Linked DNA regions of Homo sapiens: region 2 is linked to region 1. Evidence: chromatin contacts called from ENCODE Hi-C or POLR2A ChIA-PET data. All regions are on one chromosome and are shown on one strand. Each heading gives the region's core, a stretch centred on a gene start or an enhancer-like site at or near the end of the contact. The rest is flanking DNA. Distances are from core to core; before and after follow the strand shown. Region 1 holds the start of KISS1 (KiSS-1 metastasis suppressor). Region 2 overlaps PLEKHA6 (pleckstrin homology domain containing A6).

What was found. Hi-C counts contacts between places; a loop is a spot of excess contacts on that map. ChIA-PET counts read pairs that join two places held with the same protein, here RNA polymerase II (POLR2A).
Region 2: POLR2A ChIA-PET joins it to region 1 with 10 read pairs in PC-9. The contact joins the enhancer-like site here to the promoter of KISS1 in region 1. A Hi-C loop is called at or near these places in 1 of 168 maps with a recorded cell type or tissue (heart right ventricle). POLR2A ChIA-PET finds 5 or more read pairs at or near these places in 4 of 52 experiments (BJ, HepG2, K562 and 1 more).

The regions. Positions count from the first base shown.
Region 1 is chr1:204,194,433-204,197,833 of GRCh38, forward strand. KISS1 (KiSS-1 metastasis suppressor) reads right to left here and starts at 2,059. Exons shown (of 3, transcript NM_002256.4): 1 at 1,944-2,059.
Region 2 is chr1:204,252,448-204,255,848 of GRCh38, forward strand. All of the region lies in intron 9 of PLEKHA6 (pleckstrin homology domain containing A6), which reads right to left. Among named protein-coding and RNA genes, the nearest start is that of GOLT1A, 40 kb to the left of the region's middle. RefSeq lists enhancers at 1,200-1,701, 1,702-2,201. Within about 2 kb of position 1,809, at least 5 of the 41 ENCODE cell types and tissues checked have a DNase peak (open chromatin) inside an H3K27ac peak, as active enhancers do.

The DNA of each region.
Region 1 (3,401 bases), core at 809-3,308:
AAGCATTTCAGACCGTGGATGCACAGGGTCTGGGTTGATTTGGAAATCACTCCTTGAGCACCGACTAGGTGCTGGTGCTGTGCTAGGTGCTAGGGGTGCACAGGTGTGCTAAGACAGAGTTGCTGCCCCCAAGATCTCAAGTCTAGCATGAGAAATTAACTCATCAGCAGATCATTTCAAAATAACACTGTAAATGACATACCGGATGCATGTGAATCCACAAGGGGATATGGGAGTCCAGGGGAACCCAACCTAGGAGGACCAGGCAGATTTTTGGCAGGGGGTGGCACTTGAGCTGTTTCTGAGCATGAATCGCTGAAAGGTTTACAGAAAGTGTTCCCAGGACGGTGCTAAGGCGCTGAAGCAAGGGCAGGGGCTGAGTGCAAAGGGAACTTCAGGCCCTCTAGCTAGACAAGAGGATGGAGCTTTGCATGGAGAGAAAGCTAGTGACAAGGCTGGGGGAAGGGGCCCTGCAGGGGCTTCATCCTGGAGGGGTCTGAGCCAGACAGGAATGTGGGTAGATGTACATTTCCGGTTCTCTGTGCGGAAGCAGGGTGGTGGGCCAGGAAGGAGGGCAGTGGGCTTGTGTGGTTGGAGGGTGGTACTCTTTCTTCCGGCTCCCCTTTCCCCCCGAGTGCCTCCTTCCCACTGTGGATGGCACTTACCATGTGCGCCATGGGACAACTCTGCCTGACCCCAGCACACACACACACACCCCCCACACCACACACATACACCACACACACCACACATGCACACACACACCACACACATATATACGCACACACCCATACACATATACACGCATACACCCATACACACACATCATACACACACACATACACCACACACACCACACACATACACCCATACACACACATACACATATGCCACACACACCACACACGCATACACACCACACACATATACACACATACACCTATACACACACATCATGCACACACACCACACACGCACACACACCACACACACATATACACACATACACCCATACACACAACATACACACACACATACACACATCCATACATACACATCATACACACACATACACCACACATACCACACATGCACACACACCACACAGATATATACCCATACACCCGTACACATACACTACACACCACAGATGCACACACACGCCACACACATATACACACATACACCCATACACGTACATCATACACACACATACACCACATACACCACACATGCGCACACACATCACACACATATACACACATACACCCATACACACATATCACACACACACACACACACACACACACACACACACACAGATTCCACTGCCCAGCCCATCGGGGCACTTAACATATATGGTAGAAATGAATTATTTGGAAAGGGGCCATGAGTGGCCGACCTGCTGTAGACAATTTTTGTGGTTCCCTCCACCCTGGGGGGTTTGTATCCAGTGAGTGACAGAAATTCCAGGCATGGTTGGAAAGCTTCTGGAGTGAAGTGGCCCCTAGTTCTTAGTGGGTAGGTAGATGCCCTTGGTTAGGCTTGTATTTGCCATCTGTAATTTGGGGGGAGCTGCTCAGAGGAGCCCCATTGCTCTCAAGAGCCCCGAGCGGTTCCCTAGGTCCATCCAAGCGTGTCTGTGGTCTCTAATTCCAGCCACAGCATTTATTTATTGCATGTATTCCTTCCACAGCAAGAGAGAGCCCTCGGGATCCCCAGAGTGTTAGCTTCACAAATAAAGTGCGACTCAGTGTATTCGCCCAGGCATCCCAGGATAATCTGGCCAGGCTGGTAAACAGGAAAGATCAGTGTCTCCCTCCCCTGCCTTTGCCTGCCTGGATGCATCTGTCCGTCTTAGAACGGATTCCCTGCTCCCCTCCAGAGCATCCCCAGGTCAGGGCAGACCCCCTTCCCAGGGGTGGACACTGCAGTGTGCCTACCTTGCCTCAGTCCTGGCCTGGGCAGGAGTCTGGCGGAGCCTCTGAGGTGACGAGACCACCTGGCTGGGTGAATGTCCAGAGGGTGGGCAGCTGGGCTCCCGGTCTCAAGAGTTCTCCCCAGCTCCCTGATCACATCCCTTTTATAAAGCCCGGGGTGACGTCTCCAAGCACAGGCCCACTCTGCCGCCCCTCCCTCCTCCTCAGACCCTCCTGAAGAGCATGGCACCTTGGGAGGCCTCTGCCTCCGGGCTCTGTGACTGGAGGCAGCCTCTCCTCCTGCCCCACCCGAGCCCTCCGAGGCGGGACTTTCTCCTTCTTACCGGCTCTTTCCATCCTCCACACCCTCTTCCCACCCAGAGGACCCATCCTGCCCCCAAACAACGTGGAAATGGGCTATCTGAGGAGGGTGGGGAGAAGTGTCAGTGTGAAATGTCTTGTTTCCTCTCCGAAGAGCCACAGACACACCTAGTCTGAATTAGACGTAGAAAACGACAGGAAGAGGGGAGGAGAAGGGCACAGGCTGACCCAGGGGCTCCTCACATCCCATGCTCCCAGCTCTGAGGGAAAGCCAGGTCAGCGTGGGTCTCCAGGCGGCTCCTAGACTGCGCCCTGTGACTGGCACAGGGTGGTGGTGGCAGAGATTCTCTCCTTTTTCCTTCCTTCCTGCTTCCCTTCTTTCCTCGGTCACTGAGCGCTTCCTCAGCGCAGGGTTTTGAGGTGAATAGGCTATGGACTGGTCAGAGACCTTAGGTAAGCAACCAGCTATGAGCAAGGAGGACGAAATGGGAGCTGCAGAAGGTGGATGCACCTGGGAAGTGCCAGGGGTGCAGAGAGGGGACTTCCAGGTGGCAGCACATCCAGACAGCCTGCTTGGGGGCCCCACCTTCTTGTCTCGTGGCACCCACCACCATACTATTTTGTGACTGCTCAGGTACAGCACTTTGAGGACAGGGACAGGCCCCCTTCCCCCTGTACCCTTGGCACCCACTCCATTGCTGGGCACATACAGAGAGGGCCCTCAATAGATATTTGCTAACTGCATGCATCGCAAGTGACTTTTGTCTCTTTCTTGAGCCTGCAATAACTCTCTATACCCTTGGACAAGGGGCTCTCCAGGGCAGAGACTGTTTCTTCTATCAGGCTGGGAGTCTCTGAAGGCAGGGGCTATGTCTCTACCCTCAGACAGGACGCTCTCCCAGCACAAGCTCAACCTGGTCGTCCCCTAATGCTGGAGAAGCATGCCGGCAGTCTGCAGGTTAGCACCCCTCACTTGTCTGATGCTTACTGTTAACAGGGGATTGCAAACATATTATTATCACACCCATTAGGGCTGTTAAACACCAGGACAGAAATGATAGCCTATGAGGACAGCACTGACCCTCATAGACCAAAACTTCGCTGTGGGGATGATGTGTACGTTGGCCTGTCCTGAAGCAGGAGGTGGTCTTAATGGGCTGA
Region 2 (3,401 bases), core at 559-3,058, 58 kb after region 1:
AAAGTGAAGATATCAGGGAATGTCTTTGGCTGTGTCCCTTTAACTCCATTGTTCTACAGGGGAAGGCAGCAGAAGACAGAGGGGGTTGTGCAGGGAAAGCTTTCTGGAAGGGAAAGTGAATGAGAAAGGGAGGAAAGAGCCACATTAGGGAAGATTATCTGGGGTTTCTGTTCAGAGGGTCCCCTGTGATTTTTCCGTCATCTCTCCAATCTCAGTTGCACCCACACTGTCCTTTCTTCCTCTTACCCCTTTTAGGCAGCGGCCCACATACAGCCTTGCTTCTACATGTTGTAGGCAGGGCAAGGGCACCCACCATCCCATTTGCAGGGTCTGCAGCATTTCAAAAGGCTTTCCTAGGAACTGATTTTTCTACCTCTTTAGCCCTGTAATGCAAGGGCCTTGAGGGCCAGGAGCCATCCATGCACAGTAACCTGTAGGTATCTCATTCCTTCCCCAACACGCAGATCCAGAGCAGTAGAGGAAGCGAGCAGGAGTGTTCTCATCCTGGCCTGCTCCCGCCTGTGCTGCGGCTTTGGGGATCTTTCAGCACAGGTGGGTCTTACCTCTAGGAGGATTCTTGTGTGCTACCTTCTGTCTCTTCAAAATGTTAGATTTTGTAAGAAACTACCTAACCCAGTGCCTCACACATGGTAAGGAGTGCTCATTGATATTTTTGAGTTTGGGAAAAACAAAATAATAACAGCAGCAAGTGGTGACTGTCACTCCTTGCGATGCCTGACAAAGAGCTCACATATGCACCCCTGCTTGATTCTCCCAATACATCTGTGAGGTTGAAAGGAAAGGGCAGATTCTACAATGCCCATTTTATGATTGAGAAAACAAAGACCCAGAGAAACTAAGTGACATTTCCAAGATTAAAAAAAAAACAAACTTCCTTGTAAATGGCAGAGCTAGAACTAGAGCAGCAGTGTCTGACTATGTCCTGGACTCTTCTCATCATACAAGACTGCCTTTTAAGAGTACTACCTACGTGAACCCTGGGGGCGAAGCCTACAGTGAGCCGAGATCGCGCCACTGCACTCCAGCCTGGGTGAAAGGGCGAGACTCCTTCTCAAAAAAAAGAGTACTACACTTGGCCAGCTACAGTGGCTCATGCCTATAACCCTAGCACTTTGAGAGGCAGAGGTGAGAGGATCACTTGAGGCTGGGAGTTTGAGACCAGCCTGGCCAGTACAGTGGGACACCCATCTCTACAAAAAAAAATTTTTTAATTAGCCAGGTGTGGTGGCTGCACACCTGTCTGTAGTCCTAGCTGCTCAGGAGGCTGAGGTGGGAGGATCACTTCAGCCTGGGAGGTGGAGGTTGCAGTGAGCTAGGTTTGTGCCACTATACTCTAGCCTAGGCAACAGAGTGAGATCTTGTCTCAAAAAAAAAAAAAAAAACAAAAACAAAAACAAACAAACAAACAAAAAGGAATAATACCCTTTATCCATGAGGGAGTCTTCTGGAAGGCTAGTTCTGAAGCCCCTAGCCTAATGGACCAGCCCCTCTGTGAGGGCAAAAGCCCGCAGGAAGGGACCCTGCTGTCTGCACTGAATGCTTGGACAGCTGGGCATTGTGGATGGAGTAGAAAGCCAATCACATGGGTGACAGGGAGGATAGCTTGCTCAGGAATCCGGAGGTGGGTGGGCCATGAGCCCTGCTCCTCACCCCTGCAAGGCACTTTGGATCTTGTTTCCCATCAGCAGGATCCTGGACCTCCCGGCCCTGCTCAGAGTTGGAATCCTGGGATCTGTTCCCACATGGCCCAGAATGCTCATGGTGTGGACACAATGAGCTGCTTCTGGAGCTGGAATGCCACGGCCTCCAGGGCCAGGAGCCATCCCTGTTTATTGAACTGTGGACATTGGTGCTTCCTAGTGCCTGAGGCCTATTACAAAATCGAATTGCGACACCGACATGAAGCCCTGGTGAGATGGGTCACATGGCTTGTGACTAGAAGAACCAACAGTTGCAGCTATAGCATCTCATTTAAAATTTTTTTTTTCTGTAACTTTAAGAGCATGAACTCATCCTAATGAGGTTTGACAGCAGCTTTGTCACACATTAGATGTTTCCTCAGCTGTAAACTGGGTCAGAAGCTTGGAGTCACTGTCCAAGCTCGGCTGTTCACTGGCTGTGTGTTCTTGGCATGTTATTCAACCTCTCTGTGCTTTAGTTTCCTCAGCTGTAAAATGGGGGTAATAATAGCATCCATCTTACAGGGTTATAGTGAAGATTAAATGAGTTAAGATCTGAAAAATGCTTAGAATAGTATGGGGCATGGAGGAGGCATCCAATTATTGTAGCTGTTGTTATTATTATTATTATTTCCACCCCTCCAGGCTGCCTCCACAGGACAGTGTTGTGTACTTCTAGGTCGTGGTTTGTAGCACAGATCTAAACTTAAGAGTATGTGCTTATATAAATACCCAGCATATTGACCCCCAGCCTGTCTAAACTCAGTCTCACAGCTCCCTTAGCTTAAAAGACAAGAAAGGGTTAGAACCCCGGAGCAGAGACCAGGCAGCCACTGCTTGCAGCTCATGGAACATTCACTGCCTCTTCAGCTTGCTCACCTGTAAAACTGGGTTGATAATACTCCCTCTGTTTGCACTGAATTCTCAGGAATGCACGAGCTGTTTATGCAAAAGGGCTTTTGGAGGAACTAATGAATACACTGAGTGAATATTACTTTAAAAATCATCCTAGGGAGGGTCTGCAGGCCTCAGTTTACCAATTATGGAGTTTAACAACAACCTGTAAAATATGATAAGATGATTTCCCAGATTCAGGCTGAACTAAATCCCTAGCATTTTAGGCCCAGCCTAGAGCTCCCTCGACTCTGCGACTCCCTCCTCTCGCCAGAAAAAATGCAAATTCCCACCTGCCCCCTGGGGGCAGTTCCATCTGAGCTGAGCACTGGAGAAATAAGAGGTGGCATTAATTATTCATGTGCCTACTTATTATGCTTCTTTCCCCAGGAAACTCCCAGCTGTCCTAAAGGGCTTTGAAGAGAAGGGGTGTGTAGGCGCAAACCAAAACATAAGCCACTTTGTTGTGTCCTGCTTGCACCAACAAAGGTTGTCAAATGGCTGGAAGATGAGGAGGTGGGGAGGAGTGGAGAGATGCGACAGGAAGGCAGTGGGATGATAAGGGGGGCACCAGCTCTGCCTACCTGCTGATCCAAATACTCTAGGTTTCTTTGCAACTGAAGATCTAAAAGTTCATCCTACCCGGAGCCCGAGGCCCAGAGGCCAAACAGCAACACAAACAAACAGGAACACACAAAAGAAAACAATAAAAAAAGAAGCAAAGCAGTTAAGAGTTAGCGACAAGGACAAGGAGAGGCTTCTCCCTCTGCCCTTGAGGAGTTCTCAGGAAGGGAGGGGTTGAGGATG